Regions from separate parts of the Homo sapiens genome. Here region 2 is linked to region 1. Evidence: chromatin contacts called from ENCODE Hi-C data. All regions are on one chromosome and are shown on one strand. The core of a region is the stretch at or near the end of the contact, and the rest is flanking DNA. Distances in the headings are between cores, read along the strand shown. Region 1 has its middle 220 kb from the start of LINC03007. Region 2 overlaps SNX10 (sorting nexin 10).

Region 1 (6,996 bases), core at 770-3,269:
TGACACCAGGCTCCGAGGCAGTGGCAGCATTTAGGCCAGGCCCGACAGTGTGGAGTGCAGAGGCAACTTAGTGGAGCTGAGTGAGAGAAAAATAATCTAAATATGGGGCCAGTGCCTCTTTTAGGAGTGTGTCTATGCTCACAACTGATTCAAACAAACGAATCAAAATAATCCTTCTGGCTTTGCTTGCATGTCACCAAATAAGTTCGTTTAATAAATCCTTCACTTTTCTGTCAATTATTTTATCCTGAAATTTTTACAGTGAAAATGCTAAAATAGAATTTAATCCAAAATAAAATAGGATGCATTAGGATATTATTTTCCAAGAGGTATTTCTCAGAACACTTGTCACGAGATACTCAATGATTTTTTTTTTTAAGTTTCCAAACTCAAAAAGTTTAGGAAACCCTACCCAATAAATATTCCTTTAAAAATGTTGTAATATGTGGTAGCGTATTAAAGGTTCCAAGAAGCAAATAAATGTGGTTGACTTTTTTTAATCCAGCATTTCCCAAATGAATTTGAAAAAACATTTATTCTCCTCATCCATTAACATCCCTCAGTGCTAGAGTGCCCAGGAACACCCTTTGGGAATCACTGGTTTAAGATCAATCTGGAAGAAGGAAGGCCAGCTCTCTGCTAAGGAGTCTTGCATCTTTGTTCACTGCCACTGCTGCCACCATCTTGAATCGACATGAACTGTTCTTGATTTACAAAGATTTGGGCCAGGTGCGGTGGCTCACGCCTGTAATCCCATCACTTTGGGAAGCCAAGGCAGGCAGATCACCTGAGGTCGGGAGTTCAAGACCAGCCAGACCAACAAGGAGAAACCCCATCTCTCCTAAAAACACAAAATCAGCCGGGTGTGGTGGCGCATGCCCGTAATCCCAGCTACTCCGGAGGCTGAGGCAGGAGAATCGCTTGAACACCAGGCGGTGAGCGAAACTCCATCTCAAAAAAAAAAAAAAAACCAAAGATTTGGTTCATGGGCTTTTGCACCTCAGTGGCTGCTGGTGCATCCCCCACTCTTTCCCTCGTTTCAGTGCCTCAGCTTCCAAACTCAGATTCTATACCACTCACTTCCAATCTCCTGCTTCCCCAAAGCCCATGCACAACCCTAGCCCAGAAGAGCGGGGGCTGTGCTGGCCACATCACCAGGAAGTGCACTGGGGCTCAGAAAGGCACAGCACATTTTTACCAGGTTCAGCCCATATGACAGCAGGGACAAAATTATTCCAAGTGTGTACTGTTTTTGTAACATTAACAGGCTTCACAGTTTTCAGCAACTCATTTAGTCTTGGTGATCAGTCGACATACCATTCGCTAAAATGTGCAACTGTTTCTGTCTATTTTATAAGAGGTTAGAAAGAGCCCTGTGACACCAACACGCGCATTTAAAAGGGTTCCATATGCACCGTTTGGTTTGATGAGCTCACACTCAACGTTTTACCAGCTCCAGTGGACTTCATCCAGGAGGGCATGTCTTGAGGACTTTTACTGCCTTGCAGACTTCATATTACTAGCTTCCAGGCTAGTGAACAACTATGTGAACCTGATGTATTTACAGCTTTGCCACTTTCTTTTGTTCGATAGAAAACATAACACCTTTGATCATGATGTCTAACATTCGCTGTCAGTTGGCAAAGAATGTTAAGCAATTGTATGAGCATCTCTCTCCAGCCTTCATCTGCTCTTCTCTGCCCTAATTCGATGATTTCCACCCAGACCCAGCCAGTGCTCAGTGGTGGCTTAGCATCACTTCTCAGGATCACAGCTGTGGGCAATGGTTTGGGCAGGGGTTAGGTCAGGGACACAGATCCAATATCATTTGGCACTTATTCCCCGGTATTACTAACCTCCCAAGACAGGACAACTCGTGCCCCTCATAGATTCTCAGGTACAGGGCCTGGCCTTTTTCTTCTCCACATCTTCCTCATGGGGTCTGCTGTGGAGCTCGCTGCCTGTTGCTAATTGACAAGTCAGTGTCTCCCAGCTACTCAGGAACAGAGCCAGAGTTGGATTCGTAGTCTGTCCCCGGGCAGAGCCAGCAAGTTCTGCTCCAGGGGTGCGATTCTGCCAGGGCAGGCAACTTATTCCTCGGTGTTCAGACTTCATTCTCACAAGAACGCCAGTTGAGTAACACGGATTGAAAAGTTGGCTGGGGCTCATAACTGCATATTTTGTGCCACTGAGAATTATCTAGAATTTTTTGAAAAGTCATAGTCTATGCATGTATGTTCAAGAATTGTGTTTGGAACAGGCAGGGGGCATAAGTTTGTTAATATACTCATAATTTCACTGCTTTTCAGATTGCCAAGAGATCTTTGAGAATGTTTAGAGGAACTGCCTCATTTTTATAATTAGGAATCCAAACTCCAGAGAGGGGCATAATTCACAGACACACAACTAATTCACTAAATAATTAATAAGACTGAGAGAAACTCCTCCTTATGCAAATTTAAATAGGAGAATCCATTCCCAGCTCCTTTATTGTTACCTGTTTTTCTTTTCCACTTTCAAGCTATGTTAGATTTTTGCTGTTCTGATATGATTCAGAATTATGTCTCCTCTTTTAAAATCAAACTAATATGTAATTTCCAATAAAACTGTAAAGAATAAGAGACAATGACAGACCAACAAGGAAAACTCAATCTGGACTCATATTTGAATTCCTGAAAAATACTGTGAAAGAAAATACAACTAATTTATGTAATGTAAAGAAAACATACTAACATAAATAACTAGTTCTACCTCTCTTAGCATACTTTTATAAAGGCAAAATGACAGACCCAGACATATTAAGAAAAGCATAGGAAAATAGAAATACATTTTACATCGCTAAAGCTAACCATTACAATTACTACTAAACAAAGGAATAAAAAAACGAAATTAAAAGCAGACATGAAGAAAACTAGCAGAGCGGCGCCACCTAGTGTCCATTTTATGAAAAGCGCCTAACATTTCCTGCGCCCTCCTGTGGTAGGATTTAGCAATCGGCCACAGACAAGAAAACAAATTCTATAAACATATGATTTGATTTCTTTCCTCTGGAAGGAAGACAGAAAGAGATAGCATCTCAGCATACTTTCTAAGCAAGATATACTTTCATTCACCATAATTAAAACAGAACAACTACAAACATACAATTTCCCATTGATCACAGCATCCTTTCTTTGGACATAATTTCAAGTAAACCCCAACCATTAACCTTTCTAAATGAAGTTACATTTTTTTAAGCCTCTCTGCCCTATGAAATTTTGTTCAGGACAAAATTTTGTGAATACCGTTCCTGTATCAACATTGTGGTAACATTTAAAAAGCAAAATGTAAAGAATTAATGTAGAAGTAAAGACGAGAGAATTTGAGGCAGAAATTAGAATCATCTTCCACACCTCAGTTTACCTATCTGGAGTGTGGGGATAATTCTAACTCCAGTGTGCTACCTTTCTTTGGTGGTCGAGGGGAGTTGTCATTGGCAAAATCAAATGGGATTAATGTCCATGGAAGCTATTGAAGAGTAGAAAGTATATGACTTACATGAAATAGATATACTTTGTTATTTTTATTAAGAGTTGAAAACTCTAGTGAGACATCAGCACTGGCTGAGTTGAGGACAAATCAGTGAATCAGGAAATTAGAAGCCCTGAACTAGCCCCACAGCTTCTCCTTGGACTAGTCATTTAAGTCTGGGTAGGGGCCCCTTTGTTCTATAAAATGAGGATATTTTGTGCTATATGGCCCATAGTGTCTATTTAGCTCTAAAATCTTAGATTCAATAATGCAATTGCTTTCTCCCTGCCTCTGTGCCTGCAAAGACCCTCACTGCCTGTTCTCTGGATTCTTGCAATATCTTTCTAACACATCTCTCCCAGCTCCAATCAATCTCTGACAGATTAATCAGGGAAGATGAGTATTTCCAACATACATATGAAAGTGTAAGTTCAGTCATCTCATTGCCCCACTTAAAGGCCCAAAATGACTTCCCATGGCATTTTGGGGGGCAACCAGCTTTTATGGGCATCATCTGCTCTGTGCCAGGCAGTGTAACTCATGCTTTCTGTGCCCAGTGTCATTCCATCCACACAGTGACACCTTAAGATAGACAAGGTATGAACCATTTTCATGAAGGAGGAAGCTGAGGGTACCAGAGACTCAGAGAAGGACTTCAAGTCTCCCAGTGAGCGAATGCAGAGCCTAGGATGAGAATCCAGGTCTCTGGTGCCAAATGGTGTAGTCTCTGTGAGTGATTAAGAGGTAGATTTTGGAGCCAGAAATACTGGTGTTGAAATCTGGGCTTTGTCACACACTGTATAACATTGGGAAGTCTCCTGAACTCTCTATGCCTCAGTTTCCTCATCTGTAAAATGGGGATAATAGAGATAATAATGATGTTTTGGTCAATGACGGACTGCATATATGATGGTGGTCTTACAAGATTATAATGGAGCTGAAAAATTCCTATCACCTAGCGGCATCATAGCTGTCGTACCGCTGTAGGCATTACTCACACGTTTGTGGCGATGCTTCTGTAAACAAACCTACTGAGCTGCTGGTCATGTAAAAGTATAGTGCATACAATTATGTACAGTACATAATACGTGACAATGTCAATCAAAACTATGTTATTAGTTTATGCATTTACTATACTATCCTTTTAATTGTTATTTTAGATTATGCATTTACTATACTATCCTTTTAATTGTTATTTTAGATTATGCATTTACTATACTATCCTTTTAATTGTTATTTTAGAGTGTACTCTATCTACTTATGGTTTTAAAAGTTACCTGTAAACAGCCTCAGGCAGGTCATCTAGGAGGCATTCTAGAAGAAGGCACTGTTACCACAGGAGACGACAGCTCCATGGGTGTTCTAGCCCCTGAAGACCTTTCAATGGGATAAGATGTGGGAGTGGAAGGTAGTGATATAAAAAGGAAATAAATAAATAAATAAACACATTTAAAAATAGAAAAAAAGCTTATAGGATGAGAATATAAGGAAAAAATATTTTGTACAGTTACACAATGTATTTGTGTTTTAAGCTAAGTGTTATTACAAAGGAGTCCAAATTGAAAAGTTTATAAAGCAAAAAAGTTACAGTAAGCTAAGGTTAATTTATTATTGAACAAAGAAAAAGATATTTTATAACCTCAGTGTAGCCTGAATGTGCAGTGTTTCTAAAGCCTACAATAGTGCAGTCATGCCCAGGCCTTCACATTCACCCACCACTCACTCACTCATGGACCCAGAGCCACCTCCAGTCCTGCAGGCTCCAGTCATGGTAAGTGTCCCATACACTTACCATTGTACCATTTGTTTTAAATCTACTGCTGTATCTTACTGTGCGTTTTCTATATTTAGATACACAAATACCATGTGTTACAACTGCCTACAGTATTGAGCACAGTATCACGCTGTTCCAGTTTGTAGCCAAGGAGCAATAGGCTATGCCACACAGCCCAGGGGTGTGGTGGACTCTGTGGTCTAGGTTTGTGTAAATACACTCTGGGTCTAGGTTTGTGTAAATACACTCTATGACGTTCACACGGCGTTGAAATCGCTAAACATGCACGTGTCAGAACATTTCCCCGTAGTGACACCTCACGTGACTGCATTGGTACCTCTCTCATAGTGAGTCAGTGCGTGTTGGACACTGGAACAGCAGGTATCACAAAGCGCTTCCAAAGTGTTTTGTTATCACCACATTTTCTCACGGAACTAGGTAGAAAGATTTTCCCTTCCCATTGAAGATGCTTCTAAACTTGACTCCAACTTGCCTTCCTGCCTTTTCTTCTACTTCGTAAGAGTTTAACACCTAATCGTTCCTGTCCCCTACCTCCCACCCCCACCTCAGATACTTCCAAGTGTATACAGTCCTTTGTCCAGGTCTCTGCTTTTGCCGCTACTGCTGGTGTTTCCGCATTCAGAAAGTCCATCTCCGCCTCGCTACCGACCCCTGGCGGTTAACAGGGTGACCGACGAGTGGCAAGCTTGTAATAAACAGTGGGTGTTGTCGATATTGCGGTCATCAATTATCAATAGCATTACAGTAGTCCCTCTTTATCCGAGGGGGATACGTTTCATGAACCCCAGTGGATGCCTGATACCACGGATAGTACCAAACCCTATGTCTGTGATATTTTTTCCTATACATACATACCGATGGTAAAGTTTAATTTATAAATTAGGCACAATAAGAGATTAACAAGGATAACTAATAATAAAAGAGAATAATTATAACAATATACTACAGTAAAAGTTACCTACTTGTGGTCTCTTTCTCTCAAAATATCTTTTTTTTTTTTTTTGATGGAGTCTTGCTCTGTCGCCCAGGCTGGAGTGCAGTGGTGTGATCTCAGCTCACTGCAACCTCCGCCTCCAGGGTTCAAGCGATTCTCCTGCCTCAGCCTCCCAAGTAGCTGAGACTGCAGGCACACGCCACCACGCCCGGCTAATTTTTTTGTATTTTTTTTTTAGTAGAGATGGGATTTCACCATGTTGGCCAGGCTGGTCTTGAGCTCCTGACCTCAAGTGATCCGCCCTCCTCGGCCTCCCAAAGTGCTGGGATTACAAGCGTGAGCCACTGCACCCGGCTCAAAATATCTTATTGTACTGTACTCACCCTTTTTCTTTTTGTGATGAAGAAGGGATGGAGCAGGACGGCAAGAGAGTTCATCAGGCAACTCAGAATGGCACACAACTTAAACTAATGAGTTGTTTATTTCTTGAATTTCCGTTTAATATTTTCAGACCATGGTTGACCACAGGTAACTGAAACTGCAGAGAGCAAAACCACCGATAAGGGGGAACTCCTGTATTGATAACATCTTTCAAGGCCCAATCTCAAAGCCACCTCCTTCATAGAGTTTTTCCTGCCTCCCACACATCTGAGACCTCCTCCTCTGAGTTCCTTCTGACTGTTACCTGGTCTACCTCAGGCTGCTTCTCATACTCTGAGGCTACACTTTTAAAAATATAAGAACCTAGTGATATTAT
Region 2 (6,683 bases), core at 3,406-5,905, 800 kb after region 1:
AAACATTGTTTTTTCTTTCTCCTAAGACAACTGCCAGAACTTCCATCTAAAAACCTGTTTTTCAACATGAACAATCGCCAGCACGTGGATCAGCGTCGCCAGGGTCTGGAAGATTTCCTCAGAAAGTGAGTGTCCAGAAACTTTTGTGGCCAGACAAGGGGTGTGAGCAAGTGCTTTACAAGAGCTGCATGGTGGTGTGGGGAAGAGTGTTCCTGTTTCTGAAATGCAAATAATCTGCACTAGAGCAAAACCCAGTGGCCCATTTCCTATATTAGAGCACCATCTTGTGGCTCACATCATCTCGTACATATTTGGGACCAAGTCTTCTAGAAAGAAAACAATGAACAAATTGAATTAAATATCTGGTCCTTTAAGCTGTCAAGCAGATCTAAATTACCTGGGCGTTTAGCTGACAAAAGTAAAAATTTGCCAGGAAACAAATATGCCTAATCATCAAAAGGCACTTCTTAAAAACTGTCTTTCTTTACAATGCTTAGAATTTACAGACCAAAATCAGCTCAGTAACGGGCTGCTAATATCCTTCTGGGTTCCTCTAATAGTTTAACGCTGATCTTTGAAGGGAATGTTTATAAAGGAGTATTTGGTGGCGTGTGAACAGTCTCAGTGAGTTATTAACTCTGGATTACTCTGTGATGGTGGGTATTGCCGTTAAAGCTGCCTGAGTTCACACTACCAGTGATTTCCCTCCCCCAATCCACTCTCTGGAATGCTGGAATACCCAGAATGCTAGAGGCCATATAGCACGCTGATTTACACCTAGACTCCGAGGCCAGGCTACCTGAGTTCAGATCCTCGCTCTGCCACTTACTAGCTGGGGGCTTGGGCAGATCATTTACCTCCTCTGCCTGTGTCTTCCCATCTATAAAATGGGGTAATCATAGTACCTACCTCATAGGGTTGTTGAGAAGATTAGACAAGTTAGTGACTGTAAAGCACTCATGACAGTGTCTGGCATGCAGTGTGTGCTATCTTCATGTTGGCTGTTATTATCTTAATGCACTTAGACATGAGACAGCTTTTGCTTTCCTAATTTCCAATTTTGTAGATAAGGAAATAGGCTGAGTCATATGACTACTAGTTACTGACAGGACCCAGTCTCCTGAACTGTTTCTTTTTCTAGTAGTTTCAGGATCTGAAGTCATCTCCTTTGGGGTTCACTAAATAGGACCTTAGAGCTAGCCTGAAATAAATATACTGCCTCCTCCCCATTTGGCTCTCTCATAAAGGGTTTGGATATTAAGTATGCACATTAATATTAATATTTATTTCTATTAGATTGACTTAGTGCCTTTTCTTTGAAGGTGTCCTAGAGGCATACAGAAAGATCCAAGATTATAAATTGAGGGAGAGTGGGCCAATGAAGAGAAGCCAGAGGAATAAACATGGCAAGAGACCAGAAGAACTGATTAGCAGAGCCAAGTCCTCCGAAAACATTTCATTGTATTTTTGGGGGGTATCACAGGCATGGCAGGACAGAGACCTGGCCAAGTTTTTCCTGCCCTTTCCCCTAGAGGAGGCCTCTGATTTTAATTGTTGTCTCTATGAGGCCCAGGTGGCTGATGGCCTCTCCCTTGAGATGTGGTCCCTGCCACACAATTCTACAGAATTGCCTGTCACTCTAGTGTAGGACATGTTGTCCTCGGGGAGCTGTGGCATCTTGTCTTCTGTAGGGAAGTCTTATTTCAGGTCAGAAGGCAGCACGTACCTCTGAATTATATTGCTGGTTAAGTGCAGGGTATGTGTTTTTGACCAGGAATTACTTCGTTGTTTTGAACACAACCTTTCTATCCACAGTTGATCTACCCAAATGAATGACCCTGTGAGTGTCATTCAGCCATAGTGGGGTTATGCTTGTGCCAGGTTATTTTTGCATAGTGCATGGTTTGACTGTTTGCTGGTTGTGTTTGATGCAGATGTCATAGTAGAAAGTGTCCTGGTTCAGGAACTCAAGGAGCCGGGTTCTAGGTCTCCCATAATCATGGTTCCTGGTTTTTTTTCTAGCTGCATGTGAGCCTTGGAACAGTCACTTCATTCCTTTTAAGCCTTTGTTTGCTATAGAGTGGGATAATAGTACCCACACATAGCCAACCTCACTGGGTGGTTGTGTCCTACAGATGAAAAGGACTTGAAAAAAACTCTAAAAACCATGCAGCGATCCTTCATTCAATAGATGTTTATTAAGTGAATGCTTTGGGCCAGGCTGCGTGCCACGGACATAGGACTGCACAGAATGAACAAGTCCTTGTCCTGACACTTCCTTCTAGGGGGAGCACTGTGTACACATCCAGGGCTACGGCTAGATTCATTAACACTGAATCTGGATTGTCATCCGATTGGATTGTCAAATCATGGAATTGGCAGGGGGTTCTCTTGTGATATCATTTGTTCCCCTGTGGTATGTGAACATTTGTCTACAAGTTAATATTTCACTTTAAAAATGAAAGCTGGTGCTTCCACACAGCCTAAACCTGAAGGAAGTGAGGAGTCAAATACCACAGGGCTGGCTTCAGGCCTGAACTGAGCTCTGCGGCCCCTGCTGACCCTCCCCAGCCTCCCTTCTGTGTCCCTCAGATCTGTGCTTGCCCGGGTTGTGTAAGGTAGTACCCTCCATGTCTTTGCCCCTGGTGCCCCCTCCCCTCACCCAACCAGGGTCCACTCTAGGGAACTGGATGTGATGTGTACCTTGGCACTGTGTCTTGGCCCCAGTTTGACATCCTCTGAGCCCCCACTGGTTACCTGTTAAGTAGGGCCAGCCATCAATAGCCTGTACCTTGTTTGTAGAGGAATTTTAGGAACCACAGCATTAAAACATGGAAACATGCTTGTATTGTAGGTTTTTCGCATGCATTTTTAAAGCCTGGTTTTCATGTGAGTTTTGAAGTTATGAACCAGAAGCACTAAATATGTTCAAACCTTTTGAAACCACAATGTCTTTGTATATGTGTATATATACCTATTTTTCTTTAAGGTCATTTGTGAAATGATACATATGTAATAAGAAAGTACTGATCTTTGTAGAGGAATTGGAAAATTGTTTCTTTGACTAGGTGCCAAATAAGAATAATTTCTACCATTTATCGAACACTTTCTACGTGTTTGGCATTTTACATGTTTTAGTCTCAGTACTAAAAATCTTAGGAGTTGGGTATTATCTCAGTTTTATAGATAAAGAAATTATAGGAAAGATGGACATACTATATGAATCCCAGAACCTGGCAAATTTAAAATTAGCAGTACTCTTAAATGCTGGCTAAATTTGGTATGATTGTGAGATTTTTCAAATATATTCATTTTTCTTCAGTCTTAACTATAATCTCCCTTTTGTATTCTTGCCCCTGAGTAATTATAAACTTAAAGTCCCTTCTAATAGTTATGAAAAGAAAGTTATAGGCTAAAAAATATAAACTCAGTAAGTCTCTAACTATGAAAAATGGAATTCCTACTAATTTTTAGGTTTGAATGGGATTTTCAATTTAGGTTTGAATAGATTTGTTCATGACTGGGAGCCGCTTCCCTTCTTTACTGAATTCATCCCATTAATACAACTACATTTACCCTACAGTTTAGACTTTAGTATCATGGTTTTGTATTTCTTCAAATATTAAGGAATATTAAAGATTTTTTACAAAAGGCTAGTGTTGAACCATGACAGCTAGTTTTACACACACACGATTTTTATGTCTTTGTGTTCAATAGAGGGCACCACAGCATAGATCATGAATGTCTTCAATGAAGATTTGTAGGTTTTATTTTTTCTTATAGTAAGAGCTAAACAGGCTGAGTTAATTTTTTTTTTCTACATCAAACTGCTAACCTTCCATGTACTATGCAGTTATGTATATATATCATTGTATTGGGTTCAGCAGACCCAGGACATCCTTAGTTAGGATGAAATGATTTTGCATAGCTATATATTCTCAGCTAAACCAGCATATAATACATCTAATAAAATCATGTTGAGGAAAACTGTGCTTTTCAACTGTGTCCAGTTTAGGGAAAAAAAACAGATTTTGCTTTGTTTAGTCTAAAACTGTTATGGGGAAAGGAATAACTTCTGATTTGCACTATAAATATCTTTCTAGAAATTCTTTTAAAATCCTAGAGGCTATTTTTTATTCCTTTTATAAAGGTTTGAAAATCATATACTTTTTAAATGGAGGTTTCTACAAATGACATTTTATTGACTGTTTTACAAAGTACTCTTTATATTAGGTTTGAAATTGATTTTGGGCTATTAGATTTGTTTGTGGAAAATATGGCACAAACATGACTAAGGAAAAAATAGTATTTAATATTATGATGGTGGCAGTCACAGCCCTCTCTGATAGTAAGCCAAATAGTACTCAAAATAAATTAATTATGCTCACCTAACCAGATGGGAAAACACTCTCAAAAATTTTCATTTTAAATTTCAGAATGAACTATCTGACTAAAATAAGCATATAAATACATTTAAAAATTATTTTTGCTTATTTAAAACTCATGGAGTATGGTGGCATGAATTTAGCCAGAGAAACAGAGGAGATTCCAAAAACCAAAACTGTACCTAGCCGACTCACTGGTTTGAACTCTAGGCCTGGGGGAGTGTTCAGATGTCCCCTCCCCAGCCACATCTTTCTGGCTCTTTGGAATTGTGAGCTGGGTGAGCCTGGCTCCTTCTCTTTTCATCTGTGTGTCCTCCAGATGGCAGTATTGAGCAGAAAAAGAAAACGCTGGGAAATAATGAGTCTAATGTACAGTAAAATTGGAAATTGAATTATAGCTCAAGAAAAAGGACAGTAGCCTTGAGGTCCCGATCAACCTGGACTCTGATCACTTTTGTTTGCTGTACCCATGTGTTAAGTTACTAGCAAGTTAATAACAACACGTGAGCAGTTCAAGGCTCAGTAGAATTGCTTCAGACATGAAATAAAGCTAAAATGAATTTGTGTCCAATATCATTGGCATTAGTGCTCATTACTGTTGTGGTGTAATGCCTCAAACCATCTAAAATCAATTTTAAAGATTACCCATTATTTTATAAAGAAAATAAAACACATTTCCAACAGAAACAAAGCCACGAGTACAATCCCATGAACAGTTCCTTGTACTTATGGCAGGCAGGAAACCGCTGACAGAGGCCACAGGAAACACTCTGCTCAGACTTCACAGACTTCACGATCCAAGTTCGTATTAATGGATTGTTGCTCTATAACTCTTCTCTTAATCTGAAGTATTTAAAAACAAGAATGGTGAATATTTGTAAATGTAGAAAATAAATCTCAAAGAGTAGTAAGAGGGATTTACTACTTAGCTACTTGTACTTGGTAAATTAATCATTATCATGTGACATGGTCATCTTTTGGGAGGACCCAGGGCGGAGGACACAGAGGGAAAAAGAAGGATTTAGCTGCTTTGCTTGAGGTTTTGCCTTTTAAAAAGCACAAAGGTTTTACTTTTCCTTCTAATAGACCAGTAAAGAATATTTTCTCAAACTGTAAACCTGCTGAAGCAAAGGGGACAGCTAGATTTTGGTTTTAATACTGTGCATTTTTAGGCATTTTTGCCTTTGTTAAGAAATAATTGTTTTATTTTGTAGAAAAGGATTTGGTATTATAATGACCTTGGATTTTCACTAAATTGATATTAATGGCCAAAAGAGATTTACTTTCCTTATTACTTGTTTAAACAAGCAGAATATAAGGTAAGGTTCATTTGGTCTGAAATACATGATCTATTTTTCACAGATCGTTATATCGGAAAAATCTTATGTTGGACAAAATTCTACTTGGGTTTTAGTGTGTTAGTTTTGTCCCCTGTATCTGGTCTTAGTGTCTCCTCTTACATAATTATTGAACTATCAGTAGAGACTAAATGATCATATGTCAACATCTTTGCTAAAAGATAAACCAGTTTTTATTTAAATATAAAGGTATACTTTGATTTGATTTCATATTCTAAGATGTGCATTTCAGAGAAAACACATTCACTAATATGAATTTGAGCATCTGTAGATTTTGCTACAGGATAGTTTTTAATCTTCCATGTAGTTCTGATGCCCTGGTTGAAATCTGTTCTGTCTTTGTAAACTTTGATCTTAAATGTGGGAAGAGCAGTATGTATTCATCACAAAATTATCATATTTTAATTATATATATGGTAAAGTTGGCTGGGATCAATTTTATTTGGTTGCTCATTTTGACAACACAGAGATTCAGTGCTCCTAAAGATTTTGGAGAAATTTACAGTTAACCTTAAGTATTAAAAAAAGCCATCTCTCTCATGAGCTGTCGTAAACATGCCCTTAAGTATATAACTGTAAAGTTTTAAAATGTAAAATATGCTGAGAATTGTATTTTCTTCATATAATTTTTAATAGTAGTTGAAAGTTTTGATGTTTCATGACAGCCTATCCCATAAAGATCACTGAATTGACATGCTGTTGGCAGTAAATTTTTTAAAGTAGAATAACTTTCTATGACTATATAAGCAAAATATTTCCATAATTAATCCACATGGTAATAAGAGATGGGTAAATTGAAGAAATGTCCTTGAAGTTATTCTTTTAACAGATGTTCTTAACTATTAGCTTCATGTTTTTACCCACCTAAATTTCCAAATAATTGAATAAAAGTTAACATATGCTTTCCTCCCCTTAATGGGCAGAGCCCATAATTGATACA

What was found. Hi-C counts contacts between places; a loop is a spot of excess contacts on that map. Pooled maps may share reads with other maps.
Region 2: a map of A673 shows a loop between it and region 1 (6-fold over the local background). The contact joins two enhancer-like sites. A Hi-C loop is called at or near these places in 3 of 168 maps with a recorded cell type or tissue (A673, PC-9 and psoas muscle) and 9 of 50 pooled maps.

What each region holds. Positions count from the first base shown.
Region 1 is chr7:25,563,114-25,570,109 of GRCh38, forward strand. No RefSeq gene overlaps it. Among named protein-coding and RNA genes, the nearest start is that of LINC03007, 220 kb to the right of the region's middle. Within about 2 kb of position 2,020, at least 4 of the 41 ENCODE cell types and tissues checked have a DNase peak (open chromatin) inside an H3K27ac peak, as active enhancers do.
Region 2 is chr7:26,365,021-26,371,703 of GRCh38, forward strand. It overlaps SNX10 (sorting nexin 10), which reads left to right. Exons shown (of 7, transcript NM_013322.3): 5 at 27-125. Among named protein-coding and RNA genes, the nearest start is that of LINC02981, 30 kb to the right of the region's middle. Within about 2 kb of position 4,656, at least 2 of the 41 ENCODE cell types and tissues checked have a DNase peak (open chromatin) inside an H3K27ac peak, as active enhancers do.